Regions from separate parts of the Homo sapiens genome. Here all the other regions are linked to region 2. The links are chromatin loops, found by intact Hi-C in ENCODE. Cell type or tissue: MCF 10A. All regions are shown on one strand. Links, peaks and the distances in the headings refer to the core of each region. The heading gives the core; the rest is flanking DNA.

Region 1 (9,974 bases), core at 1,394-9,393, 150 kb before region 2:
TGTAGGCTGCATGGTGCATCTGTCTCCCTGTCTGTAGGAGGGTCACTGACAGCAGATTAACAGCATCCAACGTGGTCCACGCAAGGCCTCCTAGTGGTTGACTTTCATGAAAAGGCAAAGTATCTTCCAGCAGATTCACAAAGGAAGACAATGAACACTTTCCCAAAACCCAATCTACAGGATGGAACTCTCCAGCCTCACCATGCAAGCTTCTGGACAATCCTGAACAAATATTCAGGGGGCTGCGTGGAGACCCAGTCATGAGTGGAAATTAAATGCTAACAACAGGTACCTTGAGGGTGAACAGACCTGAGAGTCCAGAGATCAAACCACAGACATCAAAAGGGCGGCCCAGAGAGCCCAAAGCGCTGGACCAAAGGCACACAGCAGCTAGTTAGTGGGAAAACTCACGAAAGAGACAAAGAGGTCAGCCTAGCCAACATGGTGAAACCCCGTACTTTTGTACTAAAAACACAAAAATTAGCTAGGCATGGTAGCGCACACCCATAATCCCAGCTACTTGGGAGGCTGGGGCAGGATAATCACTTGAACCCTGGAGTCAGAGGTTGCTGTGAGCCGAGATCACACCGCTGCACTCCAGTCTGGGCGACAGAGCGAGACTCCGTCTCAAAAAAAAAAAAAAAAAAGAGAGAGAGGTGCAGCCCGGGGTGAGCACATTCCCCCAGAGAAACCTCCCCTCCCTCCCACATGGGTCCTCACCCGACTCTCGCCACTGTTCCTGAAAACTTTTTCTCCACTTGGCCTTTGACCCAACAATCTCCTCTAGAAACACATTCTACAAACATAGTGGAAAAGGAGCAAAGGCAAGATGACTGCACTGCAGCACTGTGGGCTGTACCCAAAGCACTTGAAACAAACGTCTGCAAACAGAGGACTGCTCTAAGAATACATTACAGTCACATGGCCGGACACAGTGTTCACACCTGTAATCCCAGCACTTTGAGAGGCCGAGGGGGAAGGATTGCTTGAGCCCAGGAGTTTGAGGGTATTGTGAACTATGATCACGTCGGAGCCTGGGTGAAAAGGAGAGACACTGTCTCTGAAAAAAAAAAAAAAAAATTTAATTATAAAAATTTTTAAGTTCTTTAAAAAGATCTAAAAACACCTGGGCAACATGGTGAAACCCCGCATCTACAAAAAATATAAAAATTAGGCTGGAGGCCGGGCGCAGTGGCTCACGCCTGTAATCCCAGCACTTTGGGAGGCCAAGGCGGGCGGATTACAAAGTCAGGAGATCGAGACCATCCTGGCTAACATGGTGAAACCCCGTCTCTACCAAAAATACAAAAAATTAGCCGGGCGTGGTGGCGGGCGCCTGTAGTCCCAGCTACTCGGGAGGCTGAGGCAGGAGAATGGCGTGAACCTGGGAGGCGGAGCTTGCAGTGAGCCAAGATCGCACCACTGCACTCCAACCTGGGCAACAGAGGGGTGAGACTCCATCTCAAAAAAATAATAATAATAATAATTAGGCTGGGGACGGTGGCTCACACCTGTAATCTCAGCACTTTGGGAGGCCGAGGCAAGCGAATCATCTGAGGTCAGGAGTTCGAGACCAGACTGGCCAACATGGTGAAACCTCATCTCTACTAAAAATACAAAAAACTAGCTGGGTGTGGTGGCACGTGCCTATAGTCCCAGCTACTTGGGAGGCTGAGGCAGGAGAATCGATTGAGCCCAGGAGGCAGGGGTTGCAGTGAGCTGAGATCGCACGACTGCACTCCAGCCTGGGCAACAGAGCAAGACTCCGTCTCAAAAAAATTAATAATAAATAAAGTGTATCTAGCACCATTAATGGACCAATATTCCTCCCAAAAAAAGATTTAATATACACATCAATGTTTGCATAAACCTAGAATATTCCTGGATGAACACAAAAGTACAACAAAGCTCGACTTGGGGACTACTGGTTGCCTTGGGAGGGGTGCCTGCAGGGAGTCCAGGGAAGGGGAGTCCAGGGAAGGATTATTTTCCACTCTATACCCTTGTGTACTTATTTATCATGTGACTGGATGACGTTACGAAAATAAAGAAAATTGGCCAGGTGCGGTGGCTCACGCCTGTAATCCCAGCACCTTGGGAGGCTGAGGTTAGCAGATCGCTTGAGGTCAGGAGTTCGAGACCAGACTGGCCAAGATGGTAAAATCCTGTCTCTACTAAAAATACAAAAATCAGCCAGGTGTGGTGGTACGCTCCAGTAGTCCCAACTACTAGGGAGGCTGAAGCGGGAGAATCACTTGGCGCCAGGAGGCAGAGGTTGCAGTGAGCCAAGATTGCACCACTGCACTCCAGCCTGGGCGAAAGAGAGAGACTCCATCTTTAAAAACAAAACAAAACAAAAAGAATGCAAATTATCAGGCCCCACCCCAGATCTACAGAATCAGAAACTCTGGGGTAGGGCCCAGCAATCTGTTTTAATAAGTCCTCCCGAAGACTGGGAGGTACACTAGTTTGAGGAACGCTAGGGTATGTGTATGTGTTTAGGAGATGGGGTCTGAGTTCTCAACTCTACACAATCCTGTTCCACACTGGCGAGCCAGAGCCAATGGCCTCTACTTCCAGACATTATTTGAGGGGTTGGTTCAGGACTCAGGATAGAAGCTAAGCAAGGGAGTCAGGCTGGAGAATGAGGCTAAACAGGAAACAACCCCAGGCAAGTCTCCACCTCTCAGGGCCTCAGGGCCTCACCTGCAAAATGGGAAGAGCCGGGAGAAAGGGACTAGACTAGAAGTTCTTGTTTAAAGACCAGACAGTGCTCCAGGGACCCTTGAACAGGCCATCACTGTATACAGGAGTGCAATTTCTAGGGACATGGAGTCATAGCTTCCTTCACCTTTGCAAAGGTGTCCTCAGCTCCAATGATTAAAAACTTCAGGGCCCCCAGAGGATGTTAAAAGTCCCTCTTCAACATTACTTAATTTAATGAGAAAGTGGGAAAAAAAATCACTAGACAGTAATATACTTGTAAGCGATTTAGAGTTGGCAAGGGACTATCACCCAAGCCCACCAGGAAACAAAGGGGGAAACTGAGGTTCTGCTCAGCAAGAGGTAGGGGGAGGTGGGTCCTAGCCCAAGCATGCCCACACCTGAGAGTATTCCAAACCTTCTAGTTTCAGCAAAACATAAAAACCCCAATTCTGTTTGCTGTTACAAACACCAATTCCCCCTGGAGTTGATGAGAGTTCAGTGACTGTATCCAAGGGGTCGAAATTTGATAGGTTCCAAACAACAGACACATCAGTCAACAGCAGGAGATTTCAATGAAGGGTTGTAGGGAGAAGAATTAGGAAATGCCTGCTGGATTCGGTATCCTTCGGAGGGATGAGACAGCAGGGGGGCATTATTACTTAAATGCCCCCCACTCCAGTGGGGGCTGGGCCTCTGGTGATGATGGACTGGTGGGTGTACACCTGACTGTAGCCGTGGTACCCAGGCTCCATAAGGACCCTTTCCAGAAAGCTGAGTCAATTTTTTCTTCTTTAATGATTTAATTCTGACAAGGATGTATTGCCCAGTGCATTTCATCTATAAACTTTGAACAATGACAAACAGCCACTGTCGACTGAACCACTGGTTCACCCTGGATCTGAAAGACTTTTCTGCTGCCTTTTCTGAGGGAGTAGGACCTGTGACCCCGCCCGGCTGGCTCACTCACAACCCTCTGCCTCTCACCCATCCCCCAAAAATGAGTGGTTCTGAATGAGTTAACGTGGGTGAGGGAGGAATGCAGCCTTATGGAGAGGACAGAGCAGTGACTCAGGAAAACAGCTTGGCATGGAGCGGAAAGCAGCAGAATTTTCCTCTCCTTGTGACATTTTGCTGAAATTGTAACAATATGGGAAGGTCTACTGGGTATTAAGAACCAGGCATGAGGCCGGGCACGGTGGCTCACGCCTGTAATCCCAGCACTTTGGGAGGCCAAGGTGGGCAGATCACAAGGTCAGGAGTTCGAGACCAGCCTGACCAACATGGTGAAACCCCGTCTCTACTAAAAATACAAAAATTAGCTGAATGTGATGGTGAGCACCTATAATCCCAGCTACTCAGGAGGCTGAGGCAGGAAAATTGCTTGAACCCAGGAGGCGGAGGTTGCAGTAAGCCGAGATCATGCCATTGTACTCCAGCCTGGGCAACAGAACGAGACTTTGTCTCAAAAAAAAAAAAAAAAGGAACCAAGCATATGAGGAGATCCTTCCCAAGCCTGTGATCCACCAGAAATCATCCTGGAGCTCAGCACTTCCTGGATGTCTTTTGATTTAAGGGGCATCTTAATTCAAGATAACACAGGCTCATAGCTTTCCTGAGCCAAGAGTATGAAGAGCTAAGAGTTTCGGCCAGGTGTGGTGGCTCACACCCATAATCCCAGCACTTTGGGAGGCCGAGGCAGGCAGATTGCCTGAGGTCAGGAGTTCAAAACCAGTCTGGCCAACATGGTGAAACCCCATCTCTACTAAAAATACAAAAAAATTAGCCAGGAGTGGTGGTGTGCGCCTGTAATCCCAGCTACTTGGGAGGCTGAGGCAGGAAAATTGCTTGAACCAGGGAGGTGGAGGTTGTGGTGAGCCAAGATCGCACCACTGCACTCCAGCCTGGGTGACAGAGCAAGACTCGCTCTCAAAAAAAAAAAAAAAGAAAGAAAGCTAAGAGTTTCTTTTATTATATGTGATATTCTAGGCAATGTTCAAAATGCATTTCCTGTAGTCCCCACTAAGTCACCTGCCTGAGATCACAAAGCTACCAAGGAGCAGTGCTGGGATTTGAACCCAGGCAGTGAGGCTCCGAGGGCCAGAGCAGTACTGGGATTTCAACCCAGGCAGTGGGACTCCGAGGGCCAGCTTCTAATCTCTGTACCACATGGCCTTGTACCAGGAGGGCCTCATCCTCAGCCCTGTAGCAAGAGGACTCCCTAATTTAGGGTCTATGATTTAAGAGCACACTCTCATTTTGCCTTTTTTCCCCTAAACTGCAGATGGAAGTATAGGGACAGAGAAGGTCCAACAAACAGTTTCAGGAACTGGGAAAAGGTGGAAAGTCGTGTCATTCACTGATGACACCGTTCTCTCAAAGGCAGTCCCCAGAAAGCACATTCACCTCCCAATTTCCAAACAGTGGCATCAGTCCCTGAAATAGGCTGGGGGCTCCAGGGCCAACTCACCTCCCCTTTTCCAGCCTCCATCAAGGCTAGGCCTCCCCAGCAGGCCACATCAGGTACCCGCCCTCCACCCCACTCCTGCCCCCACATCCGGTGCCTGAGTCACAGCACATGCCGTTCTCCAGGGGCTAGGAAATGACACACCATTACAGGGAATTGTCTCCTCCCTCAAGGGAAAGGGCCGCAGCTGAAAGGCCGGGAGCTTCTTGTGTTTTTGTGGGTGTTTAATTTCCTTAATGATGTCGACAGCAAGCCTGCTGGGGCCTGAACGAAAAGAGAAGCTTGGTCCACAGGCTGAGACAGGCATGACAGGCCACAGGAGTAGGGCAACCAACCATGTGCTTAGCTGGGTCCCGGGCAAACCAGGACACATAGGTCAAGGCATATGCTCTCATGGGCCAGGTTGCAAACGACAGAGAGGCAGGATGCCACAGTGGTGGGGAATCAGCTTTCTGGCGTCAAAATGCATGCAGAACCTGGCTGTGCTCTCCCCTGCAGTGTGACCGTAAAAAGGCAACTTAACCTCTCTGTGCCTCAGAGAGTTTACCACTTTACAAGTGGTACCTTGTAAAGTTATCGAAGAAGTCAATGAGTTAATTCACGTAAAGCTCTTAGTATAATACCTGGCAAATAGTAAGCACCTATTCAATGGTAACTAATGGGTAACTGTATTTTTTTTAACCAATCACTCTTCCTCCTTTTCTTGCTTCTCTTCCACCTCCTCCCCGACTACCGCCCCCCACTCCAAAAACACAGCTTGCTTTCTGGAAGGAGCATGTTAAATCAATTCCACAAGTTCAAAGCTATGGAAAACACCGGCCTGTGTAGACTGGAGACCAGAATCAGCCCAGGACAGGATTTCTGCATTTCAATCAGACTGAAAATGCCAGGTTTCCCCCAGTAACTGTGAAGGCAGGGTCAGAAGCAGAGGCCTGCTCTACAGCCCTTTTCGTAATCACCAGTCCTCCCCTTGGCCTACTTCAAACATGACCACACACTGCTGCTCCCCCAGAAGCAGCAAAGCAGAGCATGGTTAATCACTTCAAAGCGTTTCCCAAAGACACAGAGCAGGTACCCAAACAGGCCTCCCTTCCCCAGGAATATTTGGGGCCCTCCCCAACCAGTAATTACATCATAAAGAGACAAAAGTCCGGAATTTCCTCCTGGCAGAGCATAGAAGTAAGAAATCAGGAGCAAAGGTTGGGGGTGGGGAGGAAGCAAAATTGTCCTCGCAGCAGAGAATGCCTAAGCCAGGAGGAACTTGTAAATGAAAACCGCTCGCATTAGCAAATGATTATTTCCTCCAACGCTGACCGTCTCTTAGACCCACAGAAACTCGAGGACCGGTCTGCACCCTGGCTGACTTGGGCCTGCCAGAGCTGCCGGGCTGAGCCCTCTCCTCCAGAGGACTGCACTGGCCTGAACTGTGCTTATAAAGAATCTCTGCAAATCAACAGGAACTTCTCATCCAGAGCCGGGATAGGGAGGGCTGGAATGGAAATGAGGCTGTGGAATGAAAGGTCACTCTCAACTTGGGGAAAATGGCATTTCACCAGGAACATCAAGTACCTCGGAGGCAGAACATGCGAGGGGCAGGGAACGCCAAGAGGAGGCACTTACCTGCCATTGAGAAAGTGCGGCTGCTCAGAGGGCCTAGCCTCTCTTGTTCAAAAGAGAACAGAGGCTCACCCACAGCAGACATTCCTGCTTCCGGATCCTCAGCGGCCTCTCCCAGGGGGAGGAGGAAGAAGCAAAGAGAACAGGCTAAGAGTCACCACTTACCAGGCCAGCCCCGGTCTTGTACGCATTAGGTCGCCCGGCGGGGCAAGGACACTGTCACCTCTTTGCAATCAGGCAGTCTGAAACCCAGCGACTTGCCTTCATGTCCCCGGGCTTTCGCCTATAATTTATCACCCTCAACAGCAGCTCGGCTGAGCTGAAAGTCTCCGGTGCAGTGCACCGAAGAGCCATTGATTTCGTGGGATTGTGAATAAATACGAGGAACTGCAGTTGTTCTGCTGGCCGAGGTGACAATATCAGAAGGGAGCCTGGGGGGAGGGAAACAGCTGTGGTTTGCATTTTGAAGTTGTTTTTAACATTTTTAGTAATTGTTTCAGATTCTCCAGTTCTGATGCCCCTCTCCTAGAAATGAGAAAACCCATCTTTTATACTTGAGGTATAATCCTTTCCCACTAGACACAGCCTCCTCCACCCTTCTCTCAATAATGCAGAAGTGGTGATTAAAGGGCACATTCATATGTAAAAGGCGAACTTCCAAACTCGCCTGGCAGGACAGAAATTGCTTCAATCTACAGAAAAGAGGCTGATTTACAATTGAATTCAGTGTTTAGCCCTCAACAACTAGAGGCAATAGCAACCGCGGCCCTTTCTCCTCCCCAGCTGGGATGAGGCCCTCTGGAAAAACGACAACATCGCAACAGGAATTTCCTGGATCAAGAATGCCAAGTTCTTTCCAATTTTACTGAGGCAGGATCCGACTCCCTGTGAGAACGCACTGCCCACCACCCACCCACCCCCTCAGCAGGCCCAGGCCCCAAAGGCTCCCTCCAACATGTGTACATGAGGCCCTTCAAACTCGACCGGAACACCACAAAGAATGTGGAGAAACCGGTTGCCTCTGGCCTTTACATTGTGGCTGGCTGAGGAGCTGGTTCTGGTGGCTGACACCCGTTGGCACTATTTATCCAGCCCCTGCCTGGCTTGGGTTCTGGAAATCTCCGGTGGTAGTGGCTTCCAAACTGCAATGGGGAATCGCGGCGTCAGAGGGCAATTCAGAAACAAAAAGACAGTTCTGTGCTGGCAGCATTTGAAGCACAGAAGTGGGTTGGGAGAAGCAAAGGGAAATTAGCTTCAGAAAGGGGGCAGATGAAGGAAGAGGCGCCACTGCTAACCAACCAAGGTCCCCATCTGCCCTGGATGGTATCTCTAAAAGCCACCTAAAGAAGGCAAAATTCTCTACTGAAACGCCAGGTACGAAGGGACAGGCCCTCCACAGTCACCTTGTCACATTCCTTTGGGGAGCGAAGAGTTCAGACCCAACATGTCACCCAAATTACCCTGGCCAGCCACCACGTAAAGATGCTGCGGCTGTGCATGGTGGCTCACGCCTGTAATCCCAACACGTTGGGAGGCCAAGGCGGGCGGATCACCTGAGGTCAGGAGTTCGAGACCAGCCTGGCCAACATGGCGAAATCCTGTCTCTATTAAAAATACAAAAATTAGCCGGGTGTGGTGGCACACACCTGTGGTACCAGCTACTCCTACTGGGGAAGCTGAGGCAGGAGAATCGCTTGACCCCAGGAGGCTGGAGTGCAGTGAGTCGAGATCACGCCATTGCACTCCAGCCGGGGTGACAGAGCAAGATGCCATCTCAAAAATAAATAAATAAAGATGCTTAACATCACTCAGATAGTAGTGGGGTGATTCTAAGAACATGTCCTATTGTCTACAGGGCTCATGGGTGCACAGAAGGATAGACGGGGTAGCCACTGCAACAGGGCTTTGTAGAAAAGTCAGACAGGAACCAACATTGATGCCCATATGTGAAACATCATGATGCAGCCATAAAATGGAATAAAGATGGAATCCCGTCTGCATAGACGGGCATGGTCCAAAATCCAAGTGAAAGGAGACCAGAAATAGAACCAGGGTAAAAGTTTGTTCTCTGAGGCTTCTGGGTTTGCAGAGACATGGAGGAACACCCAGGAAACCCAGTAAACGCTGGACTCCTCTGAATTATTTCTGATCATGTTTACATATTTAACGAAGGTATTTATTAATGGCTTTGGGGAAACTGGGTGATAATGACAATATTTATGGAACACTCACTGCATCCTGGGCACTGCCCAGCCAGGGATCACGTCTGTATCCCTTGTACCCGGCATACAGCAGGAGCTCAGTACACGCCCCCATCATCAAACAAACACTTTTACGGGGCTCAGGTGTTTAGAAGAGTGGAAAGCAGTATCAGCACACCCAGGGGACATCTGGCAATGTCTGGGGACATTTTTGGTTGTCACAACTGGGCAGGAAAAGGAGTTGCGACAGGCATCTACTGGGTAGAGGTGAGGGATGTTGCTAAACATTCTACAATGCACAGGACAGCCCTAAGACAAAGAATGATCAGGCCCAAAGTCCACAGTGCCAAGGCTGAGAAATCCTGGTAGAAAGAAACTTCAGTGAGCTACCAGGCAGGTCTCACCATGTGTAAACACACCACCCACAGAGGTGCATGTATTCATTAAGAAGGAAAATGATTCCTGATGTTTCACCTGGTGGCCCTGACTTCAGACTTCAAAGAAAATAATGGGACCAGTCAGTCAACAAATAGTCACTAGGCAACAACTAGATATCTGGGCTATCAGGAAAACTGTCCCAGGAAGGCCTCTGCCCTGATGGAAGGACAGCTAGAAACACAGTTGTAACAGCTACCTTTTATTGAGCAGTTACTATCTGGGAGGCATTGTTAGAAATACAAATATCGATTTATTTAAAACTCGCCGCCCTTTTTTTTTTTTTTTTTTTTTTGAAACAGAGTCTCACTCTGTCACCTAGGCTGGAGTGCAGTGGCACAATCTGGGCTCATTGCAACCTCAGCCTCCCAGGCTCAGGAGATCCTCCTGTCTCAGCCTCCCAAGTAGCTAGGACTACAGGCACAGGCCACCATGCCTGGCTAATTTTTGTATTTTTTGTAGAGAAGGGGTCTCGCCATGTTGCCCAGACTGGTCTCAAACTCCAGGGCTCAAGCAATCCCTCTGCCTCAGCCGCCCAAAGTGCTGGGATT
Region 2 (9,974 bases), core at 787-8,786:
ATCTATTATCTATCATCTATTAATATAATTATCTATCTATCTATCTATCTATCTATCTATCTATCTATCTATCCTACTGGTTCTATTTCCCTGGAGAACCCTGACTAACACAGGCGGTAAGTAAGTTGTAGTGGTAACTGGGTTTGAGTCTGCCTCCTCCACTCCTCAACCACTTGAATCTCTCTATGCCCTGCCTTAGCCACCTATGAAATGGGAATAATTACAGCAAGGCCAACTCTTCTTCTTTTTTGGAGACGGAGTCTCACTCTTTCACCCAGCCTGGAGTGCAGTGGTGCGATTTCAGCTCACTGCAACCTCCGCCTCCTGGGTTCAAGTAATTCTCCTGCCTCAGCCTCCGGAGTAGCCGGCTAATTTTTTTGTATTTTTAGTAGAGACGGGGTTTCACCTTGTTGCCCAGGCTGATTTCAAACTCCTGAGCTCAGGCTAACCGCCTGTCTTGGCCAAGTCTTCTTAATGTCTGTTCAGCATCTCTTCTCCCTGTCTTCCTTTTGTCACTGGAACCCCCCCATAGGATGCCCTAACACACAGATTTTGGTATGAGTGTGTTCGGCCCCATCTAACTGAGGATGCATCGGAGAGGTCAGATGTGCACATTCACTGTGAAGGGACAGCCTTGAACGTGGACCCACACAGGGGTGATTACTGGTGATGAAAACTCCCTTGAGTTTTACTGAGTTGCATTGCCAGAAGTGACATGATTGTCTAAAGTAGTGAACAAGTTTTGGTAATGTTCCAAACAAAAGAAAGTACAGGCTTCCTTTAATTTATACAGAAGTGACCTTTGTGGAAAATTCAATAATATTGTCTTAAGTCTGTTTTTTGTTGCTTATAACAGAAATAACATAATACATAAAACTTGGTAATTTATAAATAAAAGGAATTATTACTTTTTTAATTTTTAATTTATGTGGGTACATAGTAGGTACATATATGAGGAATTATTTCTTACAATTATGGAGGCTAAGTCCCAGGCTCGAGGGGCTGCATCTGATGAGTGCCTTCTTGCTGTTGGGGACTCTTTGCAGAGACCCAAAGAAGCACAGGGCATCCCATGAAGAGGGGCCTGAGCAGCTACCTGAGGTCTCTCTTCTTCTTCTTCTAAAGCCACAAGTCCCACTCTATGACAACTCATTAATCCATTTACCCATTAACTCATTAATCTATTAATTCATGAATGGATGAATCCATTCATGAGAGCTTTCATGACCCAATCACTTCTGTTTTTTGTTTTTCTGTTTTTTTTTTTTTTCTTTTTGAGACAGAGTCTTACTCTGTCACCCAGGCTGGAGTGTAGTGGCACGATCTCGGTTCACTGCAACCTCCGGCCTCCTTGGTTCAAGCAATTCTTCTGACTCAGCCTCCCCAGTAGCTGGGATTACAGGCATGCATCATCATACCTGGCTAATTTTTGTATTTTTAGTAGAGATGAGGGTTTCACCATGTTGGCCAGGCTGGTCTTGAACTGACCTCAGGTGATCTGCCCGCCTCGGCCTCCTAAAGTGCTGGGATTACAGGTATGAGCCACTGGGCCAAGCCCAATCACTTCTTAAAGGCTGAACCTCTCAGTACTGCCACATTGGGTATTAAGTTTCAACATGAATTTTCAAGGGGACAGTCAAACCATAGCAGATAGAAGTGTGCAAAAAAACGCAATCAGACCAGGTGCGATGGCTCACGTCTATAATCCCAGCACTTTGGGAGGCTGGTGGGTGGATAACCTGAGGTCATGAGTTCAAGACCAACCTGGACAACACGGCAAAACCCCGTCTCTACTAAAAATACAAAAACTAGCCAGGTGTGGTGGCGCCTGCCTGTAGTCCCAGCTACTCAGGAGGCAGAGGCGGGAGAATCACTTGAACCAGGAGGCGGAGTTTGCAGTTAGCTGAAATCATGCCACTGCCTGGGCGACACAGCGAGACTGTCACAAAAAACAAAGAAACAAACAAACAAATGCCTTTTTTAGGAATGAGGAAGACACAGAGAGTTCATACATGTGCCCAAGGCCACATTAAGCTCCTAACTGCTATAAACTAGCTGCCTAAATAGAAAGAATGTTCTAGAAGGACAGAGCAGAAAGGCTCAGAGTGGTTACCTCTGAAGAAGGGTGAAGGAAAGGGTACAAGGAGAAGGCTGGGTGTGGTGGATCATGCTCATAATCCTAGCACCTTGGGAGGCTGAGGCAGGCAGATCGCTTGAGGCCAGGAGTTTGAGACCATCCTGGGCAACACAGCAAGACTCTCTAAAAAATAAATAAATGCTAGCCAGGCGTGGTGGCGCATGCCTGTAATCCCAGCTACTCAGGAGGCTGAGTCAGGAGAATTGCTTGAACCCAGGAGGCGGAGGTTGCAGTGAGCCGAGATTGCACCATTGCACTCCCGCCTAGGCAACAAGAGCGAAACTCCGTCTCAAAAAATAAAAAATAAAAATAAATAAATAAATAAATACAACTTAAAAATAATATAGGTTAACTATAATACCTAATAAAGTTTGACATTTACCTACTGCTGACCCAGTAATTCCACTCTTGGATTAAGAGAAATGTGTGCCCATGTCCATAAAAATACTTGTTCCAGGCCAGGTGTGGTGGCTCATGCCTGTAATCCTAGCACTTTGGGAGGCTGAGGAGGGCGGATCACCTGAGGAAAAAAATTAGCTGGGCGTGGTGGTGCGCGCCTGTAGTCCCAGCTACTCAGGAGGCTGAGGTAAGAGAATCGCTTGAACCCAGGAGGTGGAGGTTGCAGTGAGCTGAGATCTTGCCATTGCACTCCAGCCTGGGCAACAGGGCAAGATTCCATCTCAAAAAAAAAGAAAAAAAAATTTGTTCCAGAATGTTCATAGAAGCTTGTTTCATAATAGTCCAAACTGGAAACAACCAAGTGCCCGACAACAAGAGGGTAAACAAATGATGGTATGGTCCCAAAATGGAATTCTACTCAACAACAGCCAGGAAAGAATTACTGGGGCATCCAGCGTGACTCAATCTGAAAAGCATTATTTGAGTGAAAGAAGCCAGATACATGAGTTCATGCCGGATGCAGTGGCTCACGCCTGTCATCCCAGCACTTTGGGAAGCTGAGGCAGGTGGATCATTTGAGGTCAGGGGTTTGAGACCAGCCTGGCCAACATGGTGAGACCATGTTCCTACAAAAAATAAAAAAATTAGCCAGGCGTGGTGGCGGACACCTGTAATCCCAGCTACTTGGGAGGCTGAGGCAGGAGAATCCCTTGAACAAGGGAGGCGGAGGTTGCAGTGAGCCAAGATCATGCCTCTGCACTCCAGCCTGGGTGACAGAGCGAGACTCTGTTTCAAAAAAGAAAAAAAAGAGTTCATTCTGTATGATTCCATTTATGTGGAGTCTAAGAATAGAGAAAACTAAGGGTGATAAAGGTCAGGATAGTGGTTATCTTGTTTTGGGAAGGGGCAAGAGGGAACTTTCTGGGGGATGGAAATGTTCTGTGTCCTAGGGGATGTTTGGCACTGTCTGGAGAGGTTTTTGATTGTCACAACTGGTGGTGGGGGTGCTACTGGCATTTAGTGGGTAGAGGCCAGAGATGCTGCTAAACTGAATCTTACAATGCACAGGATTACCCCAAAACAATTATCTGGCCGGAAATGTCAATCGGGCTGAGAGTGAGAAATTTTGGTATATGATTTAAATTGCTTAAACACGATCAAGGCATTTCTGCATCCTTGTGGGCATTTGCCATTACTACAGGCAATATTTGAGTGACGGAGACGGCTAGTTATCCTTAGGATATAGAGTTGTCATTGGAAAGCAGCCAGGGACAATATTTCCCAATCCCCTTTGCATCTGGGTACAGCCTGTGATTCATTCTGCAAATAGAATGTGAGCAAAAGCAATGTGTATTAGCTCTGCACAAAGCAGTTGAGAAACATGTGCGCCTTTTCCATTCTCCTTCCCCTGCCACCACTGGATGCAGACATCAACGATGAGGCCCCAGGGATGGAGGAAAGCTGTCAGTCAACTGGCAATGCAGCGCTAGAGGAGATAAACTTCTATTATGCAAGCCTCTGAAATGTGAGCGTTATTTGTTACAGTGGCTAGCGTTACTCTAATAGAGTATTCAACAAAAAAAATATAGTCTTTGAAGGGCAGGTCTCCCAAACTGATATATTAAGGGGCAGTTAATCTCACTTGTAAATTCTCTGAGAGCAGGGATCATGTGCTACACATTTTCTTAATCTTCGATAATGCTAAGTACCATGTTGAGCAAATGACATGTTTCTTTCTCTCTCCTTCCACCCCCGCCCCCAAAGTCCTATGACTTCCTGGGTTGGAAGAGAATGTAAGTGTTCTTTTGTAATCTTTCCAGGACACCATTAATGGAACCACAGAACACCAACTTTCACACTCTAATTCCATGTGTTTTGGAATAAGATTTACTTTGCCCCATGCTCCAGAGTTGGGTCCTGATTGGCTTACATCAATCAAAGTCTTTTCTTTACCCTGGCCTTCCCACTCTGTCACCCAGGTTGGAGTGGCACAATCTCGGCTCACTGCAACCTCTGCCTCCTAGGTTCAAGTGATTCTCCTGCTTCAGCCTCCTGAGTAGCTGGGATTACAGGCACATGCCACCACGCCAGGCTAATTTTTTGTATTTTTTTAGTAGAGACAGGCTTTCACCATGTTGGTCAGGCTGGTCTCAAACTCCTGACCTCAGTTGATCCGCCCGCCTTGGCCTCCCAAAGTGCTGGGACTATAGGCGTGAGCCACCACGCCCGGCCTCCCTGGTCTTCTTGTTAGGGTTCGCAGATGAACACATCACTGAGTGAGAGGCAATGAGATCCAAGGTTTTATCTGGGACTCCGGAAGGGAAGCAGTTTCTTCCCTTTCAAGAGAAAGCCCTGAGCATATGCTTTTCTCCTGTGTGGTGGTGTCGGTTTGGGAGGCTTCAGTTACTACAGTAACTTTGCCACCAAGAGAGCAACTCTTTCAAGTTGTCAAGGATCCATAGGTATAGATAGTTCTCAGGGGCTCAAATATTGTCAGAACCTAAATTCTTTCTCTGCCTCTCTTAGTGTGTTAGATATTCTCACTCGTGATGCCACGATAATGCCCACAATTTCAGACATTCAAGTCATAACAACACGTTTCTGTTAATGAGAAAAACCTTTCCCAGCGTGCAGCGGAGTTTTTTTCTTGTCTTATTGGCTAGAGGGCATCACGTGATAAGCCTAAACCAACCACTGACAAGTGGTCTGGATCACCGTGATTGGTTCATATGTATTCCTCAGGCTGGGGTTGGGACTGGGATCCATCTCCCTGGAAGCACATGGCCAGCAGGAGAGGGGTGGACATCTGGTCCCAACCAGAATTCTCATTTAAAAAGGAAGAAAAGTTTTTGAGTAGGCCAACAATAATGTCTGCTATGTATCCTGCCATTTGTGGTGGTATATTTATCAGTCAATTGCAAGTAACAAAAAACCAAAAAGAAAAAAGATGTTAGGGAGAAATGTATTGGCTGGCACAACTCAAAAGTTCAGAGTTTCCCAGCTTCAGGCATGGCTGGATCTGAGCAACAAGGTCATAATTATTTGGTCTCTGTTTTTATTGCTCATCTCCGCTTTATTCTCAGGCAGAATCTTACCGAGTGGTGGCTCCAGCAACTACAGACTTACTTCCTACCAAGTTAGCAATTCCAGAGGAATCTTTTAGGCAACTGTTGCAACAAAAGTTTAAGAACTGAGCCTCAAAGACTTGGCTTGGATCACAACCCCATTCTTGAACCAATCACTGTACCCAGAAGGAATGAAAAATTCTAACTGGTCAAACCATTTCTTTTTTTTTTTTTTTTTTTTTTTTTTGAGATAGGTCTTTTGCTCTGTTGCCCAGGCTGGAATACATAGCTCACTGTGGCCTCAAACTCTGGGTTCAAGTGATCCTCCCACCTCAGCTTCCCAAGTAGCTGAGATTAGTGGTGTGCACCACCACGTCTAACTAATTTTTTAAATTTTTTGTAGAAACAGGGCCTTTCTATGTTGGAAGAGGGTCAGGCGGGCGACTTGAGAAATCAAGCGCTCTGTTTTACCTGTGATTTGTGTTTCATATGCTGACATACTTCCGGGGTCTTGAGTTCCTTCTCCCGTGATTTTTCACTGGGGATGGGCTGTCTGCACGTGCAATGTGTTTATTGGAGTTGTGTACGTGCTCACTTGAGGCATTCTTCCCTTACCAGTTGAATGTCCCTAGACGGTCATCAGTTAAACTTTGCCATTTTGCCTCTTAATTCCCATGCTTGAGCCCATTTACCCAGTCCTGAGATCTTACTGGGAAGCTGCTGATCACCAGTTTCAGGTTGTTGTTTTTTTTCTGCTTATTGGGAGACTGCCTTTCCCTGGAGTCGGCTGAGACCAATCATTATTTTAGAGAGATAGTTAACAACCGCCTGAGCATCACCTGATGGTCACCTCTGGTCACCTGACATTCCTGGTGTGTGTGTGTTGTGGGGGAACTCTCTCTTGCTCTGTTCATGTCTGACTAGCTACCTACTGTAACAGCTGCACCACTGCATTCCAGCCTGGGTGACAGAGCGAGACGCTGTCTCAAAAAAAAAAAAAGGTGATTTGTGGCGATGGCAAAAATCTCAAAGGCGTTACATGAGTCACTGAAATTTGGGGAACTCTGATAGACCCAGGTTCTATCCTGGACTTTATTTGGCTGAACCAAACTGAACAAAAATTCCCTTGCATGAAAACTGGTGCTGGAGGAATATTTTCTTTGATTGATTGATTGAGGCAGGGTCTCACTGTCACCCAGGCTGGCATTGAGTGATGGAATCACGGCTCACTGCAGCCTCAACTTCCCGGCCTCAGGTGATCCTCCTGCCTCAGCCTCTCAAGTAGCTGGGACCATGGGCGCACACCCAGCTACCCAGCTAATTGATTTTTGTGGGGTTTTTTTTTTTTTTTTGAGATGGAGTCTCACTCTGTCACCCAGGCTAGAGTGCAATGGCTCGGTCTCGGCTCACTGCAACCTCCGCCTCCCAAGTTCAAGCAATTCTCCTGCCTCAGCCTCCCAAATAGCTGGGACTACAGGCACGTGCCACCACACCCAGCTAATGTTTGTATTTTTAGTAGAGATGGGGTTTCACTATGTTGGCCAGGCTGGTCTCAAACTCCTGACCTTGTGATCTGCCCACCTCAGCCTCCCAAAGTGCTGGGATTACAGGTGTGAGCCACTGCGTCTGGCCTATTTTTGTGCATTTTTTGTAGAGCCAGGATTTTGCCATGTTGCCCAGGCTGGTCTTGAACTTCTGGGCTCAAATGATCCTCCCGCCTTGGCCTCCCAAAGTGCTGGGGTTACAGGTATGAGCCACCATGTCCAGCTTGAGGAAATCTTTCCAAGGACTGCTGCCTTCAGGTGGAGCTTCAAGGTTCAAACGGTCTTTATTCATAGCCTTTTTAAATTTGGTGGGGGCTACATTTTTCAAATATATTTTCAAAGGCCTTCATTTGGGGAGAGGCCTTAAATGTGCCAACTGCCAGCTGCAAGAACCAAGTGGCCAGAACATCGAGGTTTTGAAGTCTCGCAAAACAGATGTGTAAAAGTCAACTGCACAGGCAGGACCTTAGAGTGGCACCCGGAACCCAAGGCCTTGAAAGATCCCAGCTTGTTTCTTTACAGAAAGCTTGGCTTTGTTGACCAGGCTGATAGAAACCGCGCCCAGCTGTAGAAAGGTTGCGTGTGTATATATGTGCGTGTTTCTGCTTCCTCTTTTTTTATCTCATACGATTACAAACACATAATCTCAAGGGTCTGCAGCACATGTCACCTTGGAGTTATTTTAGATTTACCCCCGGAACATCAAACGTTCATTCCAGAAGGGTTTGACAGGGCATAGAGAGTGCCGACTAAACCCAGAGGGGGCAAGTTCAAGCATGTTTTTCGCTACCCCAATTTGCATCAGTGCCTCCCCACCCCCCCAAAACACATGCCTCTTTTGCATTACTCAGTGAAAAGTGAAAACTGATAAAGAAAAGGCATGTTTTGTTAATTAAAAACATCTTTATTTAATAGCATGGCTGCTAAATCTGGTAAATAGCAGCATGCTGCTAGATCTGAATAATGGGGTCGTTTTTTTCTTTGACACAGGGTCTCACTCTGTCACTCAAACTGGAGTGCAGTGGTGCAGTCATGGCTCACTGCAGCCTGGAACTCCTGGGCTCAAGTGATCCTCCTGCCTCAGCCTCCTGAGTAGCTGAGACTACAGGCACGTGCAAGCATGCCCAGGTAATGGGGTCATTTTTGTTTCTTTTTCTTTCTTCTTATTTCAACCCTATTATCTGACCTTTTTTTTTCCCTTGCAAATATTCTTGTTCTGTCTCCTATGTCTGGAGATGGAAGATAAGGAAACCCATACTAGTCCTTTTGGGTTGCTCTGATCAAATAACAGAGCAACAGACAGAGAAAACAACAGAGGGAGGGAGGGCTTTCCCTCTTTCCCCCTCCCTCCCTCCCTCCCTCCCTCCCTTCCTTCCTTCCTTCCTTCCTTCCTTCCTTTTTTTCCTTCTTTTCTTTCTTTTCTTTCTTTTTTTAAGACGGAGTCTCGCTCTGTCGCCAGGCTGGAGTGCAGTGGCGTGATCTCAGCTCACTGCAACCTCCGCCCCTGCCCCAGGGTTCAAGTGATTCTCCTGCCTCAGCCTCCCAAGCAGCTGGGACTACAGGCGTGCGCCACCATGCCCAGCTAATTTTTGTATTTTTGTATTTTTTGTATATTTTGTATTTTGTAGAGACGGGGTTTCACCACGTTGGCCAGGATGGTCTTGATCTCTACCTCGTGATCTGCCCGCCTCGGCCTCCCAAAGTGCTGGGATTATAGGCATGAGCCACCATGCCCGGTCTTCTTTTCTTTCTTTCTCAATTTTATTAAGTGCATCCTATGGTACTATGCTGGGCATAATGGAAACCAAAACAGAAATAATGTCTACTCAGATGGAGTTTAATTTCTGGACAGGAGTAACAAACTGAAATGCATAACAGGAACCTAAGATGCACTGAATAGAGCTGGCTTGAGAAAGATAACCTGTAATCTTCACTGGCCTCAGTGTCTGGAAGGCATCAGGGAATAGTGGGTACCGTGGTAAACTGGAGAGCCCATGCTCCTTTCCAGATCCTCAGATCAGCCATCAGGAAAGTAGACCCTCTTTTCCCATACTTTTATATACATATTTCAAAAGAAGCCAGAAATTGACAGAAATTCAGATCTTTATGTGAAATCTACCAGTATTCAAATACTGACAACTCATTCAGATTATTTAAAATGCTTGTATGGGCCGGGCGCAGTGGCTAACGCTTATAATCCCAGCACTTTGGGAGGCCGAGGTGGGCGGATCACAAGGTCAGGAGATCAAGACCATCCTGGCTAACACGGTGAAACCCCGTCTCCACTAAAAATACAAAAAATTAGCCGGGTATGGTAGCAGGTGCCTGTAGTCCCAGCTACCCGGGGAGGCTGAGGCAGGAGAATCGCTTGAACCCGGGAGGTGGAGCTTGTAGTGCAGTGAGCTGAGATCGCGCCACTGCACTCCAGCCTGGACAACAGAGCGAGACTCCATTTCAGACAGACAAACAAACAAAACGCATGTATGGGCCAGGTGTGGTGGCTCACGCCTGTAATCCCAGCACTTTGGGAGGCCAAGGCAGGTAGATCATGAGGTCAGGAGATCGAGACCATCCTGGCTAACATGGTGAAACCCCATCTCTACTAAAAATACAAAAAATTAGCCTGGCATGGTGGCAGGCACCTGTAGTCCCAGCTACTAGGGACGCTGAGGCAGGAGAATGGTGTGAACCCAGGAGGCAGAGCTTGCAGTGAGCCAAGATCATGTCACTGCATTCCAGCCTGGGCGACAGAGCGAGACTCCGTCTCAAAAAAGAAAAAACAACAACCACCTTAGGTTCTATAGGTGATGTTATCTATAGAAGCAATTG
Region 3 (9,974 bases), core at 1,211-9,210, 190 kb before region 2:
TGCCTCATGCCTATTATCCCAGCATTTTGGGAGGCTGAGGCAGGCAGATCGTTTGAGCCCAAGAGTTTGAGACTAGCCTGGGTAACACAGCAAGACATCATCTATACTAGGTGTATAGCTAGGTGTGGTGGCGCACACTTGTACTCCTAGCTACTCAGGAGGCTGAGGCAGCGGGGACTGCTTGAGCCCAAGAGTTGAAGGCTACGGTGAGCCATGATCACACCACTGAACTCCAGCCTGAGTGATAGAGTGTGACCCTGTCTCTTAAAAAAAAAAAAAATCCCAGCTACTCGGGAGGCTGAGGCAGGAGAATCGCTTGAACCCAGGTGGTAGAGTTTACAGTGAGCCAAGATCGCACCATTGCACCCCAGCCTGGAAGACAAGAGTGAAACTCCATCTCAAAAAAAAAAAAAAAAAAAGTTTTTTTAATGTATAAAAATAAAAAATTAAAAAAGAATACAAGGTTAAGCTTTAAAAAAATAAATTCTACAGTCTACACCAGACATTGCAAACAGGTGATCCATGAACCAAGGAGTCCACAGGTGCATTTAATGTGATGTAGCTTTTATTTAGTTAAAAATGTGAGCCAGTACATAAAAGTTGATAGCTGGGTGTGGTGGTATGTGCCTGTAGCCCCAGCTACTCAGGAGGCTAAGGCGGGAGGATCGCTTAAGCCCAAGAGTCTGAGACCAGCCTGGGCAACATAGTGAGGACCCTGTCTCTGAAAAAAAAAAAAAAAAAAAAAAGAAAGAAAGAAAAAGAAAAAGCTGGAGTAGTTCCCATTTTTTTTAATTTGAGGGTTCTCTTGAAAAAACAGAAATCGGCCGGGTGCAGTGTCTCACGCCTGTAATCCCAGCACTTTGGGAGGCAGAGGCGGGCAGATCACGAGGTCAGGAGATCGAGACCATCCTGGCTAACATGGTAAAACCCTGTCTCTACTAAAAATACAAAAAATTAGCCGGGCGTGGCGGCAGGCACCTGTAGTCCCAGCTACTCGGGAGGCTGAGGCAGGAGAATGGCGTGAACCCAGGAGGCGGAGCTTGCAGTGAGCCGAGATCGCACCACTGTACTCCAGCCTGGACGACAGAGTGAGACTCCGTCTAAAAAGAAAAAAAAAAGAAAGAAAAACCAGAAATCTCTCAATACAGAGCCCATACTCCTATGTGGCAAGAACCAGCAGGAGGAAAAGGTCCCTGGTCTCTTTCAGAAAGGCACAACTCTCTAGCTCAGCGTCTTGGGAGCTCATGACCTATTAGCCGTGTGTAACACTTATGGGTAACATGGGTGTGTAAAACTTACCCAAGAGCTACTGACTCTTCTGACACATGGTGCATGCTAGCATTTGCCCTATTGTATTTCCTTATGAAAGAGCTGCTTATCATTGTAGCACTAAAGTAGCCCCAAGCTGCTGTAGTACCTCTAGCATGCACTATGTATCAGAAAAGTCCGCACCCCTTGGGTTAAGTGTTATACACCCATATGCACACAAAAGCACACGATGTGTAACAGGTATGGAAAGAAACGTATGTCTGCTTTCATTCATCCCAGTCTCTACCTACCACTCCCCAACCTCACTCACTGCCATATCTGCCTGATCCCTGTATTTGAGCTTTCAGCTTAACAGTAGGACTTATAACCACATATAAAAAGCGCTGGAAACACAATCTAAGGACTGGCTGTGAGAGGTGAGATTCTCAGTGACTTTATTTCATTGACTGATCGATTGAGATGGAGTCTCGCTCTGTCTCCCAGGCTGGAGTACAGTGGCGTGATCTCAAGCTCACTGCAACCTCCACCTCCCGGGTTCAAGTGATTCTCCTGCCTCAGCCTCCTGTGTAGTTGGGACTGCAGGCGTGTGCCACCACGCCTGGCTAAGTTTTTGTATTTTTAGTAGAGACGGGGTTTCGCCATGTTGGCCAGGCTGGTCTCAAACTCCTGACCTCAAGTGATCCGCCCACCTCGGCCTCCCAAAGTGCTGGAATTACAGGCATGAGCCACTGCACCCAGCCATCAGTGACTTTAAATTCTGTAATAAAGAACTAATTTATGACAAAAACATATTGATTTCACAATTATAAAAAAAGGGGGGGGGGAGTAATATGAAACCTCTTTTTTTTTCTTTGAGACAGAGTCTCACTCTGTTGCCCAGGCTGGAGTGCAGTGGTGCGATCTCGGCTCACTGCAAGCTCTGCCTCCCGGATTCAAGCAATTCTCTTGCCTCAGCCTCCCAAGTAGCTGGGATTACAGGCACATGCCACCACGCCCAGCTAATTTTTTGTATTTTTAGTAGAGACGGGGTTTCACCGTGTTAGCCAGGATGGTCTCAATCTCCTGACCTCGTGATCCGCTTGTCTCGACCTCCCAAAGTGCTGGGATTACAGACGTGAACCACCGCACCCGGACCCTCTTTCCTTTCTTAAATGGTAACTCACAGTGTAGCTACCAGACCAAAGGACCATTAGCCCAGAGGGTGGTGAATGTCAGGCCCCCCGACTCTGACCCTAATACATATTAATAACTTACATCGAGATCGCGCAAACAAATACCGGTGAAGGTAACCATTCTGGCCAGGAGGTCTATATAAAGGGGAAACTACAAAAATCACTCAGAATATTAACCACTTAGGCCACCTAGCTAGCAAGATTATAGGACACTGTGAGTTAAAGACTTCTGGCTGAGCAAAGTGCTTCTTAGAAAGCTAAATATCCAGTTCTAAGGATTATAGGCACACAGCTCTGAGTTCTCCAATCTTCTAAACAAAAACAAGATTTCTACACTGTTGTACAAGTTTTATGCAATAACATTTCAATCTGTAGTTTTATGTTACTGGTTACAAAACTTTCACTGGTGAGGCTACTATATTATTTTCTATTCTATGACATGGCAATTATTTTACACGATTTTGGGTGAACTACTGTCTTATCTCAATTATATTATCCTGACTGTGGAAGCATTTTAATACAAATTTCCCATCTCCCTCCACTAAATGCTATTATCACTGCTAACAGCAGATGGCAGTAGGGTGCAGAGAAAGGAAACAGGTATGGATGCAGAATCTGGCTGTGGGGACTTTCACACCTCCCTTACACTCTGCATGGCTCTCAATTTGCCTTCTGTAAAATGACTCAGTTTCTTCTAATCCTCTTAGTCTGTAATAGTGGTTGGCAAACTATAGCTCAAGGGTCAAATTGGGCATATCACCTGTTCCTGAGGGGCCTGCAAGCGAAGAAAGGTATTTTAACATTTTTTTAATGGTTGGGGGGAAAAGAATTAATAGCTCATGAAACATGCAACTTATATGAAATTTAAATTCCAGTGTCTGGACACCTCGGGAGACTGAGGCGGGTGGATTACCTGAGGTCAGGAGTTTCAGACCAGCCTGGCCAACATGGTGAAACCCTGTCTCTACTAAAAATACAAAGAACATCTGGGCATGGTAGCGCATGCCTGTAATTCCAGCTACTCAGGAGGCTGAGGTGGGAGGATTACTTGAACCCAGGAGGTGGAGGTTGCAGTGAGCCGAGATCGTGGCACTGCGCTCTAGCCTGGGCAACAGAGCAAGACTTCATCTCAAAAAATATAAAAATTTAAATAAGTAAATAAATTCCGGTGTCCATTAAAAAAGTCTTAACTGTCTACGGCTGCTCTATTTTCTTCTATCTAGCTAGCTGTTTATTGAGCTAGGGTCTCACTCTATTGTCCAGGCTGGAGTGCAGTGGCACAATCACAGGTCATTGTGGCCTCAAACTCCTAGGCTTAATTGATCCTCCCAGCTCAGCCTCCTCAGTAGCTGGGACTACAGCAGCTTGTGGCTACGTTACTGCAACAATGACTAAATAGTTGCAGAGTTGGAAAAAAGACCCAAAAAGCCTAAAATACATACTATCTAGCCCCTGACAGAAAAGGGGGCAATTTGTAAGAGTAAAATAATTTTCAATATCACTCTCTCTTCCTACACTACACATTGGCTAATTCATGATTAGTAAAATGACCTAAGCACATACCAGCAAGGAGATTATATTTTAGGAAAGGGACTTTAAAGTCTACTCAAATGGGGGATTCAACTAACTTCTCACCTAAAAAGCACTCAAAGAATGAGGTATATTTTTCCAGGAAGTCTGATGTCATTTATCTTTCTCCTTTTGTACCTCCCAAGGGAAGACAGAAGCTAAATTAAACACATTATCCCTGTTCTTATATTCCTATAAAACTGAATTTTTTGAAATGTGGTGCAGGAGAACCAATGGTCATATATATGCCATGTTTCATTTTACTAGTTATGTATTAATTTCACATATATTAGGAAAAGCCACAACAAGCAATTTAAACACACGAGCCTATACATTGTGTTTAGCTTAGGACAAAGCTGCATTACAATTTTCATATTTAAGTATGTAATAAAATACGGCAGAAAACCATGGCAATGAAAGTTCAGGCAACACTAATTCACAAAGTCGCTGCCAAGGTTAAAATTTTAAACATTTCCTGAAAAGCATGCTCTTTATGGGAATTAATGTGCCGAAGGATTGTGTAATTAAGTACCATGTTTTGTGAACTTGGCTTAAATGGAACCGTGTCATGAAACAAAGTAAGCTTTTAAGGACTCTGGTCAGAAACAAGGGGGTAAAAAGGAAGACTTTTCTGAAACTGTGTCAACACAAATTATGTCAATTCCAAAACAAAGCTCTATGACTCAACCATGAGTGTCTAGGACCACACAGCTATGAATCAGAACTAGAGAAAGATATAGACTGCAGCCTTTATTTTACAGAACCAAAAGCCACAGGCTCTCTCTACCCCTCCTACCACCATCTGGGGAGCAGCTAGAAGCAGTTCTTGAAAATAACCCAAGGAAAAGAAAAAAGAAAAAAAATTTCCCAAGAAACAACACAAGCAAAGTCAGTAGAATTATTTGAGTTCACAACTAAATCCTCATTATTTTAACTCTTGGGGACATTCATGGTATCCTGAAGAACTGATGCTTGCTCCTTAAAGAATTCCTGTGTGAAGGGAGTGAGGGAGAGAGGGAGGGAGAGAGAGAGAGACCAAGGAAGGAAGCGAGTGTGAAAGGCTGTCCAAGGCTTTAGGCCAGAAGCCTAAAGCTGGTACTCCAACCTGCTTTATTCATTCTAGAAAATCTTCCAAGACATCTTAAACTGACATTTAATAATTGGAGATTTTACTTAAAAACCTGACATTTAAGAATTGGAGGTTTTACTTAAAAACTCAGACTTTGGGCCAGGCCCAGTGGCTCACACCTGTAATCCCAGCACTTTGGGAGCCCAAGGCGGGTGGATCACTTGAAGTCAGGAGTTCGAGACCAGCCAGGCCAACATGGTGAAACCCTGTCTCTACTAAAAATACAAAAATTAGCTGGACATAGTAGTGCGCGCACCTGTAATCCCAGCTACTCGGGAGGCTGAGGAACGACAATCACTTGAACCCAGGAGGTGGAGGTTGCAGTGAGCTGAGATGGTGCCACTGCACTCCAGTCTGGGTGACAGAGCGAGACTATGTCTCCAAAAAAAAAAAAAAACACAACACAACTATTAAAGGATATGACCTTTAAGGGAATGGGATCACACTGGGAAGACAGAGTACTATTATTGTTTTTTACCTTTTTTTGTTTTTGTTTTTTGAGACAGGGTCTCACAAGGGGTCACACTTTGCCCAGGCTGGAATACAACAGCGCAATCATAGCTCACTGCAGCCTCAACCTCCCAGGCTCCGGCAATCCTCCCACCTCAACTATAGTCCCAGAGTAGCTAGGACTATAGACACACGCCACCACGACCAGCTAATTTTTGTATTTTTGGTAGAGACAAGGTTTTTGCCATGTTGCCCAGGTTGGTCTGGAACTCCCAAGCTAAAGCAATCTGACTGCCTTGCCCTCCCAAAGTGCTGGGACTACAGGCATGAGCCACGGCGCCTGGTCAAGTATTATTTTTTATCATATGTGTTTCTCTAAGATTTGCACTGTTTAATATGAATGTAGGGTTTTGACAGAAAAATACAATTTCAACTAAAACAAAATTATTTGTGTTATGGAAAGTCAATAATCCAAAATGCAGCGACATCTGAACAGAACTCCACAAGATTTCTGGCCATCTCCATCTACTTCTAGGTATAACCTCCAGGTGGCCTTTTGGGGACACTTTTCTCATTTCTGGGTTACTAGCAGCAAGAACTCCACTGGTGACTTCTTGAAAATCTGCTCTGTGGCCCCCTACAGTTCCCCACGATTGCTTGATGCTCACCTGCTTGGGCCCACCAAGTGTGCACCCATGGGAAACCCCCGTGTCCAAGGGGCCTCCTCCCCGCTCCCCCGCACGGAGCTGACCTGTGCTCTTATCCAGGAAGTCCATGGACTCCTCGCTCGCACTGAAGTGGCTCGACGTGGCCTTCTTCTCAGCATCCTGCTCCACGTCGGAGCCCGTGTGCACAGAAGAGTTTGTGCTCATGGGGGAGCGCGGCATATCCGACAAGGAAATCCGGCGGCCTGTGCCCCCACTCAGCACAGGCTTGCTCATCAGGATCTTGGGGGATGCCGTCATGTCAAAGTTGAGCTTGACCTTCTCCTGCTTGTCTATCTTGGCAGTGCCGGCGCTGGGGTTGGTGGGATCGAGCAGCATTTGATACTGGCTGTTGGGTGTGTAGGGTGTCCTAAATGGAGAGTAATTAAAAACCCCAAACTTCCTGCGGATGTTCTCCACGTAAACCTCCATCTCTTGCATGGCACTGTTGAAGATGCTCTTAGTCTTTTTCACAGAAAAAGGAATTTCTTTAGACATGAGGTAGCAATTATTTATTGGAACCCAGGCCCTAGAAGGGCAAAAGATAAAGAGAGTTTAAGTCAACTTCAGTAATTTCCAAGATTGCTTTTTTCTTGATGTGAACCAAATTAGCCAAGCATGTTTGCCAAGATTCTTATTCTATTAAAAAAAAAAAAAAAAAAACTTGGTTTGAAGGATTAATTAATGATCCATTTAACAAGCATGTTCTACCATAACAGAACATGAACAACAAAACTTCGGCGAAAACATTTAAAAGTGCAACAGACTTAGTCATTGTGAGCCACTAAAGAAACAATCCTCTTTGGTTTTCTCTTAGTAGAGAAAAATAAATCAGCCACTGCATCTGACAACACCTCTGAAAAGAGACTTATTCCTCAGGTTACACTCAGACATAAAAAGCTTCCTTTTCCCATTGCCATTTGAAATAGGAACAGAAGGAAACTTTGGAATACTGCATCCCTAAAAGGAGGTACATGTTTTTGAATGTAAGATAATTCACACAGAAAATCACTGAAAAAGGAGCCCATTCGCCTCCAGGCGTGCACTTTCCACCTCCCATCCCAGGCCAGTTCCATCTTCCTAACATCCATATCCCACATTCCAATTTTGCTCTGCAAAGACCCATGACAGCATGTTTTTGCAGAACAAACAATGCCAGCAGCAGCTTTTCTGGAACCAGAGCCAGTGGCCCCCGGGGGAGGTGCAAACACCACAACCGCTGCTGCGGGTGACCACGCAGCTGATACAGGGACATCCCAGAAATAACTTGGCTACCATGTATGATCTGCTGGCCTCAACCCAGTTTCTGGCTGGAAAAACTGGCGAGAATAAGCTTTCCAAGGAAGGCTTTTGTGGGGGATTTTTTGTTTGTTTAATTAATTCATTTTATTTATTTATTTATTTATTTATTTATTTATTTATTTGAGACAGTCTCGCTCTATTGCCCAGGCTAGAGCACAGTGGCATGATCTCAGCTCACTGCAACCTCCGTCTCCTGGGTTCAAGCAATTCTCCTGCCTCAGCTTCCCAAGTAGCCAGAACTGCAGGTGTGTGCCACCACGCCCAGCTAATTTTTGTATTTTTAGTAGAGACGGTGTTTCACTATATGTTAGCCAGGCTGGTCTTGAACTCTTGACCTCGTGATCCACCCACCTCAGCCTCCCAAAGTGCTGGGATTATAGGTGTTAGCCACCGTGCCCAGTCTTTTTTGCTTGTTTTTTTAAGAGACAAGGTTTCCCTCTGTCACCCAAGCCAGAGAGCAGAAGTATGATCAAGGCTCACTACAGCCTCAAACTCCTGGACTCAAGGAATCCTCCCAGATCAGCCTCCCAAGTAGTGGAAGTACAGGCACGCGCCACAACACACCCAGATAATTTTTTAACTTTTGTATACTTTTGTAGAGATGGGGTCTCGCTACATTACCCAGGATGGTCTTGAACTCCTGAACTCAAGCAATCCTTCCACCTTGGCCTCCCCAAGAGCTGGGATTATAGGTGTGAGCCGCTGCACCCAACCTCCAAGGTGGCCTTTTAGATTTCACAGACCACAAACTGAAGCCCGGTAGAAAGCAGTGGGGAGCAAAGGGGACTTTGCAGAAGCAGAAAACTCACGTCTGGTGGAAAGGGAGAAAGCAGTATCTACTCAGTTGCTATCCAAAGCAACCATGTAGGAATCTGGACCCAACACTGCCACGTTTTCCAATATTTTAAAGAGAAGAAGACAAAATAGACTTCTTATGTTACATTTTACCCCCATTTCAACAGTTGGCATCTAAGAGAAAACAACCCAGGAGAAATAAAGCACATCCCTGGGACCGAATTCACAATACAGGCGGATTGTTTGCAAGTCTCGGTGACACCAGATCGTAACACAAACTAAAACTAAACACCCCAAAAATATCGATCTGCTCTATCAGAGGGCTGGAAATCACCAGCTTCTCATCCATTCTGACTGCTGTCTTTCTCCTGAGACCTGAAGAACCATATCTCCACCAAGAGGGGCAGAGCAGAACAGAAGCCAGATGCTCTCAAGGTAAGAGTTTGCCTCACGGTGAGATTCTGCGTTCAAAGTGAGCGGGCACAGATCAGGACTACTAGACAGGACAGATCTGAGAAGGCATCAGGGTCTCCAGTGCTGTCCTAGGGCAAATGACTCCCCCTTCCTGAGCTAGCCTCAGCTCTGTCACCGAGAAAAAGGAGAGTGAGTCCTTCTCTGGAGAATCAAGAGGCAGGGCCACCAGGAGCTTATCACCAGTTGGTCCTGGTATCATAACCTCGCCCCCCTGACCTGCTCCACACCCACCTCACCCACACACTTCTGTCCGGTATCTAAGGCGCTCACTGTTCCCTTCCCCCAACTATTTTCCATGAAATTGCTTGGCAGGGAAGGAAAAGAGTCTCTTTTCTTTCAAACAAGTCCAAGGCTGGGCATGGTGACTCACACCTATAATCCCAGCACTTGGGGAGGCAGAGGCAGGAGGATCACGTGAGGTCAGGAGCTTGAGACCAGTCTGGCCAACACGGTGAAACCCCATCTCTACTAAAAATGGAAAAATTAGCCGGATGTGGTGGCACGCCCCTGTAATACCAGCTACTCAGGAGGCAGAGGTGGGAGAATTGCTTGAATGAGCCACTGCACTCCAGCCTGGGCAACAAAGCGAGACCCCGCCTCAAATAAATAAATAAATAAAACAAGCCTGGGTGACAGAGCAAGACCCCCCTCTTAAATAAATAAATAAATAATAAAACAAGCCCAGGAAGTATTTCAAGCGAAATTAGATTTGCTTGACAAAATAGAGTCTCTGCGGGGGACAATATCTAGTTTCACATTATCTCACATCTAACCCCACGGTGGCTTCTCCCTAGCTATGTGACCCTAGGCACTCTCTGACCTTAAGTTTTCTTATTGATAAAATAGACATAAAAGCAGCTTCTACAAAAAAGCACTTAAAACACTGCCCAGTACATAAAAGGCAATTGGTTGGTGTCCGCTTTTTTTTTTTTTTAACTCTGCAGGCATTTAATAAAATATTTCCTATATTTTTACATAACTGTGCATCTATAAAACAAAACCAGGCCAGGCACAGTGGCTTACGCCTGTAATCCCAGCACTCTGGGAGGCCAAGGCAGATGGATCGGTTGAATCCAGGAGTTCAAGACCAGCCTGGGCAACATGGCAAAA

What was found. Peaks named below come from ENCODE experiments on the same cell type or tissue, not always from the same donor. Only the 100,000 strongest peaks of a DNase experiment are listed, where the experiment ranks them.
Region 1: a loop joins it to region 2, with 7 times the contacts of the local background. A loop is called at or near these places in 3 of 110 quality-filtered maps.
Region 3: a loop joins it to region 2, with 9 times the contacts of the local background. A loop is called at or near these places in 9 of 110 quality-filtered maps.

What each region holds. Positions count from the first base shown.
Region 1 is chr20:47,312,161-47,322,134 of GRCh38, forward strand. All of the region lies in intron 2 of ZMYND8 (zinc finger MYND-type containing 8), which reads right to left. It overlaps LOC100131496 (a long non-coding RNA gene), which reads left to right and starts at 6,342. Exons shown (of 1, transcript NR_024594.1): 1 at 6,342-8,594. RefSeq lists enhancers at 4,327-5,244, 4,580-5,779, 5,245-6,162, 6,163-7,079, 7,080-7,998 and 1 more. In MCF 10A, for the core only: no CTCF peak of the experiment used is centred there; DNase peaks (open chromatin) are centred at 3,721, 5,361, 6,271, 6,691 and 1 weaker place.
Region 2 is chr20:47,460,743-47,470,716 of GRCh38, forward strand. No RefSeq gene overlaps it. Among named protein-coding and RNA genes, the nearest start is that of NCOA3, 36 kb to the right of the region's middle. RefSeq lists a silencer at 3,723-4,017 and an enhancer at 7,936-8,095. In MCF 10A, for the core only: no CTCF peak of the experiment used is centred there; DNase peaks (open chromatin) are centred at 2,939, 3,849 and 4,289.
Region 3 is chr20:47,269,974-47,279,947 of GRCh38, forward strand. It overlaps ZMYND8 (zinc finger MYND-type containing 8), which reads right to left. Exons shown (of 23, transcript NM_001281775.3): 11 at 6,341-6,822. Among named protein-coding and RNA genes, the nearest start is that of ZMYND8, 82 kb to the right of the region's middle. RefSeq lists enhancers at 5,871-6,371, 6,372-6,872. In MCF 10A, for the core only: a CTCF peak has its summit at 3,016 (motif pointing right); DNase peaks (open chromatin) are centred at 3,048 and 4,658.